Regions from separate parts of the Homo sapiens genome. Here region 1 is linked to region 2. A link is a loop called in an ENCODE intact Hi-C map of the cell type or tissue named here. Cell type or tissue: A673. All regions are shown on one strand. Each heading gives the region's core, and the rest is flanking DNA. Links, peaks and the distances in the headings are about the cores only.

The links. Hi-C counts contacts between places; a loop is a spot of excess contacts. Peaks named below come from ENCODE experiments on the same cell type or tissue, not always from the same donor. Only the 100,000 strongest peaks of a DNase experiment are listed, where the experiment ranks them.
Region 1: it touches region 2 in a loop (3-fold over the local background); 18 of 110 quality-filtered maps call a loop at or near these places.

What each region holds. Positions count from the first base shown.
Region 1 is chr4:154,019,839-154,028,915 of GRCh38, reverse strand. LOC101927947 (a long non-coding RNA gene) reads right to left here. Exons shown (of 15, transcript XR_007058336.1): 9 at 1,437-1,491. Among named protein-coding and RNA genes, the nearest start is that of SFRP2, 240 kb to the right of the region's middle. RefSeq lists enhancers at 4,542-5,062, 5,063-5,584. In A673, for the core only: a CTCF peak has its summit at 4,620; no DNase peak of the experiment used is centred there.
Region 2 is chr4:153,768,891-153,777,967 of GRCh38, reverse strand. No RefSeq gene overlaps it. Among named protein-coding and RNA genes, the nearest start is that of RNF175, 13 kb to the right of the region's middle. RefSeq lists an enhancer at 6,481-6,650. In A673, for the core only: a CTCF peak has its summit at 4,665 (motif pointing left); no DNase peak of the experiment used is centred there.

The DNA.
Region 1 (9,077 bases), core at 508-8,507, 250 kb before region 2:
GGGTTCTAAAATCCTAACAGGTGTGAGGGGATATCTCATTTCAGTTTTGATTTGCATTTCCTTAATGATTATTGAGGTTGAGCACCTTTTCATATACCTGTTAGCTATTTGTATCTCTTCTTTGGGAAATGTCTATTCAAATCCTTTATCCATTTTAAAAACTGGTTATCTGGATTTTGGTGGGTTTTCTCCTCTATTTTCTTTCTTTCTTTCTTTCTTCTTTTTTTTTTTTTTTTTTTTTTTTTTTTTTTTTGCTATTTTGTTGAGGAAGTTCCTTATATATTTCAGAGACTAACCCGTTATCAGATATATGGTTTTCAAATATTTTCTCCCATTCTTTGGGTTTCCTTCTCAGCCTGTTGACAGTTTTCCTTGCTGTGCAGAAGCTTTTCACTCCTGGGTATATATCTCCAAAATCTGAAATCAGGATCTCAAAGAGATATTTGCACTCCTAGATTCATTGCAGCATAATTCACAATAGCCAAGATGTGGAGTCAACCCAAATGTCCATCAACAGATGAGTGAGTAAAGAATATGTGGTATATTCATAAAATGGAATATTATTTAGCCTTTATAAAAGAAGGAAATCCTGCCATATGCTACAACATGGATCAACCAGGAAGACATTATGCTAAGTGAAATAAACCAGACACGAACGATGAATACTGTATGATTCCACTGAAATGATATATCTAAAATTGTCAAAGTCATAGAAGCTGAGAGTAAAATGGTTGTTCAGGGGCTCAGGGAAGGGGGAAATAGGGAGTTGCTGTTCAACGGGTATAAAATTTCAAGTTATGCAAAATGAATAAGATCTACAAGTCTGTTGTACAATGTAGTACCTGTAGTTAACAGTACAATTCTGTGCACTTAAAAATGTTTTAAGAGGGTAGATCTCATGTTAAGCATTTTTACCACACACATACCCCCACAGACAAAGCAAAGGGACACAAGAAAATTTTGGGAGGTGATGTGTGTGTATATATATATATATATATATAACTTTGATTTCAGTGATGGTATGATGGGTGTATGCCTATGTCCAAACTCAGCAAATTATATACATTAAATATGTGAAGTATTTTTGTATATCAAATATACTCAACACTACAACATGAATGAACCTGGAGGACATTATGCTAAGTGAAATAAGCCAGACACAGAAAGACTACCACTACACGATTCCGCTTAAATAATATATCTAAAATAGTCTAAGTGAGGGGTAGAATGGCATAATAAAACAGCCTTATTTTGTGGTAGAAATCCTAGAAGGACAGGGTAGAGATAAAGAACAATGGATTGTACTTCTGTGGCTGAGGGAGGAGGTGGTTGAGGGTAAGAAAACAGCAGCAAACGAAGCTCATCAATAGAGGTTATGCAGAGAGAATGGCTCTGGAATGAAAGAAAGCATGGAAGAAGAAAAAGCAGTTACTTACCTTGGGGAGAAGAAGAGAGTTGTGAGGAGGCTTTCACTGGTAGGAGCCTACAAAACTGAAAAGAAGAAAAGAAAATGAGTGAGAAGTAGCAAAAGGAACAGAATAAGGAGGAGATGGTGACAGCTTGACATGATTTGTGAAGCTTTCTAAGGAGTGATTGCCAGTCAGAGAAATCATGAAAATAAGAAGGTAAAGATGAACCAAATACAAAAGTTGCAGTGAAAGAGGAAATGAACAGTAGGAATGACAACAACAAAAACAACAACAACAACAGACAGATAATGAGAAGAAAAATAGAACATGGAGGATTCATCCAAGGAAGAGGTTGTTTTAAGCCACATGTTCAGGAAAAGGATGAATGATTGATAAAAACTCACAACCCTTAAGATTAGCTTCTGAGTCAAACTATCACTGAAGGTTCTTATTACTGCCTCATAAATGGCCATATTCATTTCACAGCTCTCGAAGGGCTCAGAACACATTCTTAAAGCATCTTAGAGCTACAGTCTGAGGGCTAACCATGACCAGCTTTTATTCAAAAGCTTCTATACTTACCATCTGCACAGCACTACTCTCATCTTTGCTAAACCCAAACGAGAAAAAAAGCTCTAGGATTAAGAAGAAAAAGTCATCTTAAACAGTTTTTGTTGAGCTAAGTGCCCACAACTCCTTCTCCCTGTTAGATTTTTATCACACGTTTAAAAGTCAGCGAGGAAAAGGTAAATGAAGATTTCTACAGAGAAAGGGGGAATAAACTACTTAAAGAAAGAAGCTCGCATTAGGATCTAGAGAACCTCATTTTGCAAATTCAAAATATTAAGCGATTTAGATATTATGACAAGTTGTTTCTGGGAAAAGAAAACCAACTCTATTTTTTATCCATATTCACTATACATTCTCTGTGCCCACCAAGGTAGACATAGTGAGAATCCATGGGGTGCATGAAGCTAATTCAGTGCTCCCTTGAGATTTGAATCTTTCCACAGACTTCCGCTGATGCTGTCATGAAATCTGTCACTTTCTCTCTTTTAAAATAGTGACACTAGTACCCTTTATTGATAATAATGATGATTCTTATATTTATTTGCCTTAACCAAAGGAGCAAAATGGCTTTATGATTGAGAAGAAAGCATAATGTTAAAGGGTATGCATAGAGCTACTCAATAATGGCTTTAGATGTTTAATGCAAATGATAGGCTTGTGCCAAGCCCATGACGGAGTGCTTATGGGATTGTTTCCTTCTCGTGGCGGGAGGAGACAGGACCTATCGCTGTTTCTTTCTGGAATGCGACTGATTTAGATGATTTACAAACTTTGCTCCATAGAAATGCCTCTCCCTCCGCGGGCGAGGCTCTTCCTCTCTCCCCCGTAATAGAAGGGACAAAACAAAAACAACAAAGCAGCCGGGGGCAGTGGCTCATGCCTGTAATCCCAGCACTTTGGGAGGCCAAGGCTGGGCAACATGGCAAAACCCCATCTCTACTAAAAATACAAAAATTAGCCAGGCGTGGTAGAGGTCAGGAGTTCGAGACCAGCCTGGGCAACATGGTGAAACCCCGTCTCTACTAAAAATACAAAAATCAGCCGGGTGTGGTGGCGGGCACCTGTATTCCCAGCTACTCGGGAGGCTGAGGCAGGAGAATTGCTTGAACCCAGGAGCCAGAGGTTGCAGTGAGCCGAGATTGCGCCAATGCATTCCAGCCTGGGTGACGAAGACAGACTCTGTCTCACAAAAAAACACAAACAACAACAAAACAGCCTGGTAGGAGCATTGCTGAAAGAAGGGAGAGAAGAATGGGGTTCCTACAGAGGTAGAAGTAAAAAAAAAAAAAGCCTTTGGGTTTCTGCAACTCCTCTCCCTCAGCACGAGCACACAGAACTCCAGCACCCGTCCCAATGCCCCTCTCACCGACCCCAGCCTGGCCCCTCCACTGCAGCAGGGCCAGTGCCCCCAGGGTCCCCTGAATGCAGCATAGGCCTTGTCATCTTTGCTTTGCTTTCCCAGATGCTGCCCAAGCCCCGTCTCCTCAGCACAGCATTTCCTGACCTTCCAAAGCACCATTCTCTCTTCCTTCCCTGAATTCCTTCTGCATCAAGTCTGACCTGAGTGCTTGGCTCTAAGTCTCATTGCCTTTTCTTTGACTCTAGTTCAGGGACATATGTTTTGCTGTCCCACTGAGACAGCAAGCTAGAAAGACCAGGAGGCATCTCATACTTTTGTTTTCCTCATGGCCTTAGCATAAGCCTCACTCAGGGATTCCTTGCTGAGTTGAATTGATTCAAACTGAACCATGAAGAGTAAAAGTACAGAAAATCAAACCCCTTCTGAGACAAAGATCTGACGTCTTCTGCTTTCCTGAGCATACAAAGAGGGTGAGAGGCTTTCCCACCAAAGTCCCCTCTGTTCAGATTTGGGGTCAAACTGTAGCACATGAGAAAGTGAGAAGTGGTTGAGAGAATGAGAGGTCCATATTGTTTTCCTCCTACCAAATAGGGACTTTTTTTTAGGTTAGTTTTTTGTTGTTGTTGTTTTTACAGAATCTCACTTACTCTGCCACCCAGACTGGAGTGCAATGGCACGATCTTGGCTCACTGCAACCCCTGTCTCCCAGGTTCAAGTGACTCTCCTGCCTCAGCCTCCCAAGTAGCTGGGATTACAGCCGCCACTACCACACCTGGCTAATTTTTGTATTTTTAGTAGAGACGGGGTTTTGCCATGTTGCCCAGGCTGGTCTCGAACTCCTGACCTCAAGTGATCCACCCACCTTGGGCTCCCAAAGTGCTGAGATTACAGGTGTGAACCACCGCGCCTGGCCGGGGCTTTCTTCTTTCTTTGTTACCTCTTAATTTTTAAAATGGCCTGCTAGCCGGTCATGGCAGCAAGGGCCTATGGGCCCAGCTCTGCGGGAAGCTGAAGTGGAAAGATTCCATGAGCCCAGGGCTTGGAGTTCAGCCTGGGCTGCACAGTAAGGCCCCATCTGTTTAAAACACATTGCCTATAATTTTGGAGGAAAACACAAGAATGTGAGGTTTATTAAAGCCAATTTCTGAGCCTTAGACATCTTGTTCTTGTCTATGCATTAATTATGAATTTACTAAAAATATATTGTTACTGAAATGGCAAAAGTTCCCGTGTTCCCCTCGCAGGGCACGTGATGGGGGTGTGGCTCACTTCTTCAGTGCCCTGCTGCTCAAACCTCTAGGGGGAGCATACAGATCGGCAGTGGGGGCAGTGTCTAGGGCTGAATGTTTACAGCTGAAGCCCCAGTGGGCATGTATTACAGGGTGCTCTTTTAGTTTAGCCATCGTAGGTGGCTTGTGATAGCTCAGTTAGACCCCCCTGCCTTATCACAAGAACAGAGGGCTTTCTGTATCCCGGGGTTCTTGCCTTGGTGTACGGGAAGAATCAGATCACACGTGGGCTTGGAGAATGAGCGCAAGGTTTTATTGAGTGGAAGTAGCTCTCAGCAGATGGGGGAGCCAGAAGAGAGATGGTTTTCCCCTGGAGTCGGGCTGCTTGGCGCCCGGGCTCTCCTCCAACTGCCCCGGCCAAACTCCACGTCGTTCTGCCAGTCGGTGACCTGCTGGTGTGCTGGTGCCTGTCGGTGCGTTCCTCTCAATGTCCAGCCGCCCACGTGTGCCTCTGCTGAAATGCTCCTCTCCACGTCCAGCCTCCTGTGTGTCTGGCTGCTAGCGTCTCAGGGATTTTATAGGCACAGGATGGGGGAGTGGCAGGCCAGGGTGGTCTTGGGAAATGCAACATTTGGGCAGGAAAACAAAAATGCCTGTTTTCACCTAGGTCCATGGGCACAGGCCCAGGGCTGGAGCCCTAGCCAGGGACCATGCTCTTCCCCGCTTCCCTATCATTTAAAGGGACCACGCCCTTCTCTTCCCAGCACTTTCCTTCCCCATTCCGCATCATTGCTGAGTGGCTGCATTGTGCGTTATGATAGCTGCTGGGTGTCCACTGATGAACAAAAGACACCTGGTTGTTATCTTCATGGAGCCTGTACTTTAAAGAAGTTAACACATACATATAACAAAATACAAGTGGATAGATTGTATAATGTGTGAATTATATATCAATATGACCATTACAAAAATAGAGACTACAGAGAGCAGCCTTTTTAAGTAGAGTGGTCAGGGGCACCTATTTTCACTGTGTTCTAACTAAGTGTGCATGCACAACAATTATCACCTGCATATCCTCACATGATACCCTGCACGCAGTAGGTGATTTTTAACACGTCTGTGGTCCAGATGAAGAATGCTGAGGCAGGGCTGGACTTTCTTACTTGAAGATTCTGGAGAACACAAAGAGACACGAAGCATTTAGCTGCCACCTTCCATCACAGATGTTCCTGTGGCATGTTAACTTGTAACTGGATTGGCTTCTCCAGAGCCCATCCCTTTCCCCCTCTTTCTGGGGGTACCTTTAATCTCCAAGTGCTTCATTTTCCACTTTGGTGAGTCACCCAGCCAGAGGATGGAGAACGTAAGTCATTACTTTCTTCATCTTTGCAGATAATTTGATACCGTCCTTTTGAATGTTTCTTCTGTATTTAAATCTTGGCAAGGGCCTGCTACATTGTTTGCAATTCTTCTATTCTCATTGCCAGCTTTTTCTGGAAAAAGTCAAAAAGTACGATGCAGGACACATCAAGCCACAACCACTTGGCTCCCTGGTGGTATAGGGTTTTCCCCATTCTCCTGCCGCCCTCATTGGCTCCCAGCTCTCGCTCTTTGCTTCTGAGGACACTTCCTGGAGACTCTCCCCGGGTACATAGTCTCTTGCTGAGGCTGCTTGAGAACATGCTAATCCCTTTCCTCTTTCACACCCCCAAAATTAAACATTCCACAAAAACTCTTCTTCAAGGTGAGACTGATTGGCTTAACCTCTGACAGGTTTTCTACTTGTGTTGACGTGAGTGACAGAGAAAAATTAGATGTTCTCCAACAGGCTCTCTAAGAACACAAAGAAAGGAAGCCCCTTAATCTAAACCAGCCCAGAATTCCAATGGTCCTGCACCCCACACATTGTTAGAGCTAGCTCCTCTAATAACAAGGGGGAGTTGTTGAACTTCCAAAAGATAAATTAAGTTACCATTCGCTGCCCAGTGCAGCAGTTAGGGGAGTTTTCCCAACTGATCCAAGCCAATCCTTATGTAAAATGAGAGTTATTTACCAACATTCAACAGTAACTACATTAAAATATAAGCCTTGGCCCTTGAGTCAGAGTAAAATTGTTTCCTTGACATTTGGGTTTGAATGTTTTCAATATATTAAAAAAGACTCTACAGTAAAATATTGACACTGTATTTGTCAGCTTCATGTCAGTCCCTGAAATATTTCCTCTGAATAAACAGTTTGTCACAGATTTATTTGTAGGTGGCATTAGATTTTTATTCTCTAGTGCATCCATTGAACATCAGGAAACATTTCCCAAATATAAGAGACTAGTATGTTATGAAAACAGAAAACAAAATGGGGAGTTTAGACTATCCCTAAATCAAATGCCAAACATGTAATTGAATAGCCTATTTGATTCAATTACTGCAAAAAGGGTTGCATCAACAATTCAGCAATTCAGTCATGGGTTTGGTAATGAACTTGAAAATGTTCAGTTTTTTTATACTGCCCAGGCATAACCAAAAGATATGTCTTTTCAGTATAGATTTATGAAGACCCAGCAGTTATGATATTAATATAAGCACAGTAGGGAGCCAAATCAGGGAGTTAGGTACCCAAGTGGATTTTCTTTTTCTTATCAGTTTTGGAATTTGACATAATAATCAGGTTAGGTGATTTGATCAGTTACAAGTTTGTCTCCTTGACTGTTCTTTCCAGTCCTAACCCCAGGAACATGGAGCTGCTGTATGTAGTGACTTGACCGAAGGCTACGTGTTTTGTCGCCTAAAGGTATGCCTTATATTTTTTGAAAACCAAGTATGTAGCAGTGATCATTGAGCCAGTACAGTCTTGGTTATTGCTTTCAGTCTCAGGTCAACAGAATCTTTATCCTTGCCTCACCTACAATTCAGAGCAAGCAAAGAAAAGACTGAACTGCAGGTGCCAAAATATGAATGGAGAGCATACCAATGGCAGTCGTTGCTCTCCAGGATTTAGGTCCTATTTTCTCTAAATACAACTTGGGTCATATTTTTTCTCTGTTAAAATATTGGATTGTGTGAGTTGGGCACTGTGGCTCACGCTTGTAATCCCAGCACTTTGGGAGGCTGAGGTGGGTGGATCATGAGGTCAGGAGTTCGAGACCAGCCTGACCAACATGGTGAAATCCCGTCTCTCCTAAAAATACAAAAACATTAGCCAGGTGTGGTGGCACACGTCTTTAATCCCAGCTACTCAGGAGGCTGAGGCAGGAGAATTGCTTGAATCTGGGACGTGGAGTTTGCAGTGAGCCGAGATTGTGCCGCTGCACTCCAGCCTGGGTGACAGAGTGAGACTCCGTCTCAAAAAAAAAAAAAAAAAAAAATATATATATATATATATATATATATGATTGTGTCGTGGGTTGAACTGTATTCCCTCAAAAACTATGTTGAAGACTGAACCCCTGGTACCTGTGAATGTGACCTCATTTGAAATAGGGGTTCTGCAGATGTAATCTCATTAAGGTGAGGACATACTGGATTGGGATGGGCCTTAATCCAATGACTAGTGCTCTTATAATGAGAGGAAAATGTAGATGCACAGACATAAAAGAAAGAAGCCCACATGAAGGCAGAAGCAGACACTGGAGTGATCATCTACAAGCCAAGGAATGCCAAGGATTTTCTAAAAACATGAGAAGCAAAAAGAAGCAAGGAAGGATCCTGGAGCCTTCAGAGAGAACATGGCCCTGCCCATACCTTGAGTGTAGACTTCTAGCCGCCAGAACTGTAAGGGTATACTTCTGTTGTTAGAAGTACATGGTACTTTGTTCTGGCAGCCCTTGGAAACTAATACACTGTGATTTTCATTTTTTCTTCCATTTCAATTACTTACTGTCTAAATTTCCCACTTTTTACTTCTACAGTGTCTGTCCATCAGGATTTGAAGGTTATATGTTTATTTAAAAATGTATTTTGGGGCCGGGTGCAGTGGCTCATGCCTGTAATCCCAGCACTTTGGGAGGCCGTGGCAGGCAGATTACCTGAGGTCGGGAGTTTGAGACCAGCCTGACCAACATGGAGAAAACCCGTCCCTACTAAAAATACAAAATTAGCTGGATGTGGTGGCACATGCCTGTAATCCCAGCTACTCGGGAGGCTAAGGCAGCAGAATCGCTTGAACCGGGAAGGCGGAGATTGCAGTGAGCTGAGATTGCGCCATTGCACTCCAGCCTGGGCAACAAGAGCAAAATTCCGCCTCAAAGAAAAAAAAATGTATTTGGGAAATGGCAGGATTAGTTGATGACTTTGCAGTGTAATGTTTGCACACCAAGGGAAAAGAAAAGAAACGCTTATTTATGTGTTGTAATGCACTGCTCTTGCCAAAATAAAATGAATCTCCATGCATGATATGACAGTTAAATAGGGAGTAAGTCTGCAGCAGGAAACCTGCAGCGAATGAGCTCTGTATCAAAGTCACTCCCATAGGTAAGTAAGTGGACACAGTTCTAATGTGCAGAAGAAGTCTCTG
Region 2 (9,077 bases), core at 475-8,474:
CCTTCAGCTTGTATTCCACAGGGATTGTGTTAGGCACTGGTAATACAGCAATGAATCATTCCCAAAAGGAACTCATAATCCAATAAGGAAGAGAGGCATGCAAACAACTCCAATGCTCTATGTTAAGAGGGAGATGTGTACATGCACCAGGGATGACTTAGAAGAGAGAGTGGTTCACTTGAGTTGAAAATAGAATGTTGGGTTTAAGTTGAGATTAGGATCTGGGTAAAGGTACTTATAAGAAGAGAATTTTTAATAAGTTGAACCAGAATATCTTCTATTAAGACAGAGCCTTAGAAATTAAGTATCATCAGTTTTACATATTGACCAATCAACAATGATATTGTGCAATATTATGCTGAAGCTATTGCCCTAGATGCTACAAATAAATCTAGCATAAGACCCACAGATTTTAGAGTAAATAACATTAAAAAATTCTCAACTTGCAAAATGATTAAATACATTATTGCTCAGAAACAAATAGTAACTAAACATAATAAAACAAAATACTTTAAAATGCACTCCATTACTGTCCAGAGAGTGATACAGAGAGGTAAGTGCTAAAAAAGTTCAATTAATAAAGGTATCAGTTAATGCAGATAGTGTTAGAAGGACAAATCAAAGAATCTGTCTCAAGATGTTCCAATTCAGAGTAGTAATAACCATTAATTTGTCATTTTATGTTATGAAATGAGAAAAGCACTAGAGCTTGGTGTAACTGGTACAAAATTTTCTACAGCTGTATCATCTAAAGTATATCAAGATAAACCACTTAACAGACTAGAAGCTGCAGTAAAAGTGTCAAGTTCATTGGCGTAGCTTTCGAAATTCAGAGAGACCTAGGCAAGTCAATAGTTTCTTCAAGCCTCAGTCTTCTCATCTATAAATAATTAAGAACTATTACTCAGTAAGTTATGCCTAAGCTTGATACATTCTCATCTCCTTTCCATCTTCTATGTTGAAGCATAATTCTCAGAGCTTGTTTCTGTGTTTGAAGACACACACAGCAGGAAGGGGCGCTAGTCTGCATCTGTTCTTCCCCACTACCAGTGCTCCACACACCGTCTTCTTGGTACACTGGGTTTTTCAAGGCCTGAATGGTAGCAGTTCAAGCAGGCAAGAGGAAGAATGAGATCACAAATATTATCTACTTCTCTCTTCTCCCAAAGAGACTTTTCCACCCCCAAAAGAAGACTCAGGCATTTTTGTGCTGCCCTCTTCTCCCTTGGCTTCCCTAAGAAGCATCAGGGTTCCAGTCTGCAACAATCAAAGTGCTGAGAGTCAGTTCCATTACTCAGCAACCTTACACTGAGTACTCAGTATGTGCAAGGCACTGTCCCAGGTGCCGGGATTCCAATGATGACCAACACACCACGGCTAGCCTTCAAGAAGCTCATGATCTAATGTAACAAACACATGTGATGGACAATAGTAACTGAGACCCAAACCTCCCCAGACACCCCTAAACACAGTCTTCCTGGGCCCCATTTGTTCTTACGGGTACCAGTAAGTTCACATTTAAAATAACACTAAAAATCAAAATCTCCAGGCCCAGAAAGTTTCACTGGAGAATTTTACCAAACATTTAAAAAAGAACTAATGCCAATTTTACACAATCTCTTCCAGAAAATAGAAGAGGAAGGGACGCCTCCCAACTCGTCTTATAAGACTAGTATAGCCCTAACACTTAAACCAGACAAAGACAGCACACGCAAAAAAGAAAACTACAAATCAGTATCTCCTGTTAACTTAGACATGAAAATCTTCAACAAAATGTTAGCAAACCAAATCCAGCAATACATAAAAAGAATAATATACTATAACCATGCTGGTTTATTTAAGGTATGCAAGCCTGGTACAATATTCAAAAATTAATTCATGTAATCTACTATATCAACAGGCTAAAGAAAAAAATCATGATCATATTAATTGATGTGATAAAAAAGCATATAAAATTCAATATTCATTCATGATAAAATCTGTCAGCAAACTAAGAATATAGGGGAACTTCCTTAACCTCAAAGAGCATCTACCAACAATCCTACAGTTAATATCATACTTAATGGTAAATGACTGAGTGCTTTCATTCTAAGATCAAGAACAAGGCAAGGGTGTCCACTCTCTCCATTCTTATTCAACATCATATTGGAAGTTCTAGACAGTCAAATGAGGCAAGGAAAAGAAACAACTGACATACAAACTGGGTTAAAAAAATAAAACATTGTCTATTTACAAATACAATTATCTACATTTTAAAAATCCCAACGAATCTACAAAACACTGAGAACTAATAAGTGAGTTGGGTAAGGTCACAGGATACAAGATTGACACTCGAAAGTGACTGCATTTACACATACCAACAAGTTGTTTTGTTGTTAGTATAAAACACTATAACCATTTAGAATTGCTCCAAAGAAAATAAAATACTTAGGTATAAATCTAACAGTGTATGTACAGGTTCTATATTTTGATAAATCCAAAATGCTGATGAAAGACATCAAGGACGACCTAAATAATTGGAGAGATATGCTATCTTCATAGATTTGAAGACTTAATATAGTAAAGATATCAATTCTCCCCAAACTGACTGACAGATTTAAAGCAATTCCTATCAAAATCTCAGCAAGCTTTTTGTAAACATGGGTAATCTTATTGTAAAATATATATTAAAATAAAAATGCTCTAAACTAGCCAAAATTATTTTGAAAAATAATATAGTGGGAGAAATCATTCCTCCCATGTTAAGGCTTACTATATAGCTACAGTAATCAGGACAGTGTGGAGGACAGACACAGATCAGTGGAATAGAACAGAGAATCCAGAAATGAATCCAGACAAATATACTCGAATAACTTTTGACAAAGATGTGAATGCAATTCAATGAAGTAGAAATCCTCTTTTCAACAAATGGTGCTGGAGCAATTGGCTATCCCACAGGCAAATAAAAAAATTAAAAATCTAAATCTAACATTGCACACAAAAGTTAACTCAAATGAACCATTAACTTAAGTGTAAAATAGAAAACTATAAAAGTTTTTGAAAAATAAGACAAACTTATCTTTTCAAGACCTAGAACGTGGCAAAGAGTTCTTAGATTTGATACCAAAAGTACAATCCACAAAAGGAAAAATGAATAAATTGAACCTCATAAAAAGGTAAAACTTTGGCTATGTAAAAGGCCCTGTTAAGAGGGTAAAAAAACAAGTTACAGATTAGGAATAAAAGACTTGTATCTAGAATATATAAAGAACCCACAAAACTTAACAGTAAAAAAATCAAACAAAGCACTTAGAAAATGAGCAAAGCATGTACAGACATTTCATGGAAGAGGATGTACGTATGGTTGTGATGGTGTCTGCCATAGGCATGGGAGGAGGAAGTGGTAGCTATATCCTGGATACTTGCCATCCAGGTCCTATGGGACAAAGGAGGTTTTCTTATAGTGCCTCCATAATGGACAAAGCTTTGTGTTTAGGGTGCCATTAAAGTGGGAATTCCAAAAACAGGAAAAGAAAAAAGCACTTAATTTTTTGTTTTCTCAAAAAAATCATCAAAATAGTCATCATGAGACAAAACCAGATAATTGTGTACTTCTTTATATTTTTAAAACTAAGTTAATGGGTTTTGGTGTTTTTGTTTGTTTATGGAATAAAAATATGGGAATGGTGTGGGGAGGTCATAATAATCTTTTGAGTGTTTTGAACTTCTAACAATTTTAACACTCATTGATGAAAGTGAAAAGCAGGGCAGGGCTCCGAGTAAAGCATGGTCTCTATTACATTTCCTGGTCTAACACCATTAAACACTTGTCCTACAGAGGATTAGAATGTGTGCATTGGCTCACAGAGATGCAAGGCTAGAAAAGAAAAATTAAACAAAACTATCCCCAAACCAGTAAAGTTACCCTCTGCCCATCAAAGCCAGACAGATGACCAATATGAATCCTTTATGATATAAGGAGTTATGTGGGCAAAGAAGAAGGTAGGATGGATGTGCTGATAAAGGACAAAGTAGAGAAAATAGACAATTCAACAATAATAGTTGGAGACTTCAAGACCATACTTTCAATAATGGAAAGAACAAATGAGAGCAGAAGATCAATGAGGAAATAGAAGACTCGAATGATACTATCAGCCAACTTTTCTCAAGTTGTTATATAAATGGGCCAAAGATGGTCTCTGTATATTGGCCCTCATGTTGTTTACTTCTTCACAAGAGGCTGGGACCAGTAGTTGAAAGCCCACCAGGACCACACTAAATTCTTACATCTAATTGCCTTAAATATATCCTAAATAAGTATACTTTTTACCATTTAGTGCCTATCCTGTTTTGCATGCCCTGCAGTTTTGCAAAACAGGATAGGCTCTAAATGTAGGCCCACATCTGCTTGTCATAGATAAGACAAACTCTGTGGCTAGAAAAGACCCCACCCAATACTGCCCTTCAAAGCCATCTGATCCGAAACTCTCCACCTTGCTGCTGAGTGACATCACCTAGACACATGAGCCCCGCCTCCAATTCCCCTCTCCTCTAGGAGTTCCCTTACCCTTTTCCCCTTTTGGATGGTGGCCCTGTCTCTGGAAGGTCTCCTGCTGTGAGAGACTTCCCCTCTCCTGCAACCCTGTTCAAATACCACCAAAAAAGCTTACTGTACAACACTGCCATCTTGTGCTCCTGTCTTTCCTTGATTAGCCCCCAAATCCTTGAACTTACCACACAAGTGCAACTGGAGAATTCCCCAGGATACACCACATTAGGCTGTATAACAAGCCTCAATAAACTTAGAAGGACTTTATAAACCCACACAAAGTATGCTCTCCAATCACGACGAAATGGAATTAGAAATAAATAACAGAAGGAAATTTGAAGAACTCACAAAGATACAGAAATTAAACAACACATTCCTAAATGTGTTTGACATTTACGTGAATGAAAACAAAAACCCAACAAAGCCAAAATGTATAGGATGCAGCTAAAGCAATGCTCAGAGGGAAATAGCTGCAAATGCCTATATTTAAAAAGAAAAAAGATCTTAAAGCAATAATCTCACCTTCTACCTTAAAAAATAAGAGTAAACTAAGCCCAAAGCAAGCAGAGGAAATGAAATTGTAAAGATTATAACAGATGTAAATAAAATTGAGAATAGGAAAATAATAGACAAAATCAATGAAAAGTTTATTCTTTTAAAAGATCAATAAAATTGACAAAACTTTAGCTAGTTTGACCAAAATAAAAAGAGAGAAAACCCAAATTACTAAAATCAGGGATGAAAGTGGACTATTACTACCAACCTTTCAGAAATAAAAGAGATTATAAGACAATACAATAAACAATTATATGCCAAAAAATTGGATAACCTAGACAAAATTGACAAATTCTTAGAAAGACACAAAATTTCAAAACTGACTCAAGAGCAAGTAGAAAATCTTTATAGACCTACAACAATGAAAGAGATTGAATCAGTAATCAAAAAACTTCCCACAAAGAAAAGTTCAGGCCCAGATGGTTTCACTGGTGAATTCCAAACATTTAAGGAAGAATTAACATCAGTCATTCACAAATTTTGCAAAAAAAAAAAAAAAAACAGAAGAGGAGGGAACACTTCCCAAGTTATTCTATGAGGCCAAAATTAACCTGATACCAAAACCAGAAAAAGAAATCACAAGGAAGGAAAACTGTAGACCAATATTCCTTATGAACATAGATGCAAATATCCTTAACAATGAAGCTGCATATTAAAAGAATTATACAACATGATCAAGTGGCATTCATCCCAGGAATGCCAGGTTGATTTATCATATAAAGAACAATCAATGTAAGACACTATATTCATGGAATAAGAGAGCAAAATCACATGACTATATCAACGGATGCTGAAAAGCACTTGAAAAAATCCAGTATCTTTTCAGATAATAACACTCAGTAAACTAGCAATAAAAAGGAACTTCCTCAACCGGATAAAGCCATCTACATAAATCTCATAGTTAACATCATACTTAATGGTGAATGGCTGAATACTTTCCCTTTACGATCAGGAAGATACAAGTAGGTACACTCTCACCACTCTTATTCAATATAGTACTAGAAGTTCTGGGCAACACAGTATGGAAAAAAGAGAAACGAAAAAAATGAAAGAAGGAGGCAGAAGAGAGGAAAGAGAGAGAGCATGAGAATCCAGATTGGAAAGGAAGAAGTAAAACAACTACTTCTATTCACAGAAAACATGATTTATATATAAAAAATTCTAAGGAAGCCACTGAAAATCTACTACAACTAATAGGAGTTCAGCAAGTTTACAAGATACATAATCAATATGCAAAAATCAAATGTATTTCTATAGCAATCAACAATACAAAAATAAAATTAAGAAAACAACTCTACTCTAGCATTAAAAAGAATAAAATAATTAGGAATAAGTTTAACAAATGAAAAGTGTAAACTTGCAAACTGAAAACTACAAAACATAATTGAAATAAATTTTAAAACTAAATAAATAGAAAAGCATCCCACATTCCTGAATTGGAAGACTTAGTATTAATACAGTGATATTCCCAAATTGGTCCATAGATTCAAAATAATCTTATCAATATTCTAGCTGCCTTTTTGGCAGAAACTGACAAACTGATTCTAAAATTCTTATGATAACTCAAGGCACCAGGAATAGCTAAGAAAATCTTGCAAAAGAAGAACAAAGTTGGTGGGAGGGGAGGAGAAAGAGCAAAGTTGGATGACTCACACTTTCCTTTTTTAACATTTAATACAAAGCCACAATAATCAACACACTGTGGTACTGACATAAGGATTGGCATATAAACTGATAAAATTGAATTGAGAGTTCCAAAATAAACCATTATATTATGATCAATTGATTTTTCACAAGGGTGCCAAGACAGGAATTCAATGGGGAAAGAATAGTCTTTACAACAAATAACAAATGGTGCCAGGACAACTGGATAGCCACATGAGGGAAAAAAAAAAAAAAAAGAAAGAAAGAAACTAAAATGAACTTGGACCCCTACCTCACACCAAATATAAAAACTGATCCAAACTCGGCCAGGCACGGTGACTCATGCCTGTAGTCCCAGCACTTTGGGAGGCTGAGGTGGGTGGATCACCTGAGGTCAGGAGATCGAGACCATCCTGGCCAAGATGGTGAAACCCCATCTCTACTAAAAAAATACAAAAATGAGCCAGGCATCACGGCAGCTGCCTGTAATCCTAGCTACTTGGGAGGCTGAGGCATAAGAATCCCTTGAACCCAGGAGGCAGAGGTTGCAGTGAGCTGAGATCACGCCACTGCACTCCAGCCTGCGTGACAGAGTGAGACTTTGTCTCAAAAACAAAAAAAATTGATTCAAACTCAATCAAAGACCTAAATCTAAGAACTAAAATTATAAACTCTTAGAAGAAACACAGGAATAATTCTTCATGACCCCGGATTAGGCAATGGTTTTTTAGACATGACACCAAAAGAACACATGAGTAAATTTCAAATTTTCATGTTTTGAAAGTTTTATCAAAAAAATGAAAAGACAACCCAAAGAATGAGAAAAAAATTTGCAAAGCATATATCTAACAAAAGACTGTCACATAGAATATATAAAGAACACTTAAAATTCAACAATAAAATAACTAATAACTCAATTTAAAAATGGACAAAGGAACTGAATAGACTCTTCTCCAGAGATATTCAAACGGTCAACCTGGGCAACACAGCAAGACCTCGTCTCTATAAAAAAACTAAGAATTAGCCAGGCATGGTGGCACATGCCTGTAGTCCTAGCTACTGGGGAGGCTGAGGCAAGAGAAATCACTGTCACACCCTGCACTCCAGCCCGGGCAACAAAGTGAGACCTTGTCTCAAAAAACAAAAACAAAAAAAAAAGATATTCAAATGGCCAATAATCACACAAAAAGATGCTTGGTATTATTAGTCTCTAGGAAAATATTTAATACAAATCAAAGCCACAATGAGATATGACTTTATGCCCACCAGAATGGCCAGAGTCAAAAAGTCAGATCATAACTGTTGGTGAGAATGTGAAGTAATCAGAACCCACATACATTGCTAGTGGGTTTGTAAAATGATGCAGCTACACCGGAAAACAGTTTAGCAGTTCTTCAAAATCTTAAATGTAGAGTTACCATATGAACCAACGGCTGCACTTGTAGAGATATACTCAAGAGAATTAAAAACATATATTCACAAAACATTTGTATATGTATTTTCATAGCATCATTATTCATAATAACCAAAATGTGAAAAAAACTCAAAAGTCTATCAATTGATGAGTGGATAGAATGTAGTATATCTATATAATGAAATATTATTCAATTATAAAAAGGAATGAAGTACTGATACATACTACAACATGGATGAACCTTGAAATAATTATGCTATGAAGCCAAGCACAAAGACTTCTTGTATGATGCTATTTATACATAACGTTTATTACAAACCATAGAGACAGAAAGTAGACTCGTGGTTGCCAGGGGATAGAAGAAGGGGGAAATGGGGAGTGACTGCTAATGAATATAAGGTTTCTTTTTTGGGTGATAAAAATGTTCTGGAATTAGATAGTGGTGATAGTCATTTTGTGAATATACTAAAAAAACATAGAATCAAACTGTTTTAAAAAGGCTGAATCATAAAGTATATAAATTATACCTCAAGCCTGTTTTTTTTTTCAAAGGCAGATGTTCCAAGATCACAGAGTTAGAGTATATTATAATTAAGACTTGAGGCCAAATGTGTTTGATCCTAAATCCCACTGTCTTAACTACCAACTATATTCCTGGACCTCCTTCCTTTCTCACATTATAGACTTCCTAGGAAATGTTATTCACTCCTGGAAAGTTTGCCACTGTCGAAAACTAAATCTCTAATCTCTAACCTTTCTCCTGACTTCAGTTTGTCTTATGTGGACAACTATGTCTGTGTAGCCTGGAGGTGTCTCAAAATCAATACACATTAAACCAAACTTAACTTCACTTTCCACAACCTTTTCTCCCTTTTCTGGATAGTCTTATCAGTAGTTAATTCCTTGTTGGCTGGGGCAACCTTTCCAGTGCTCAGC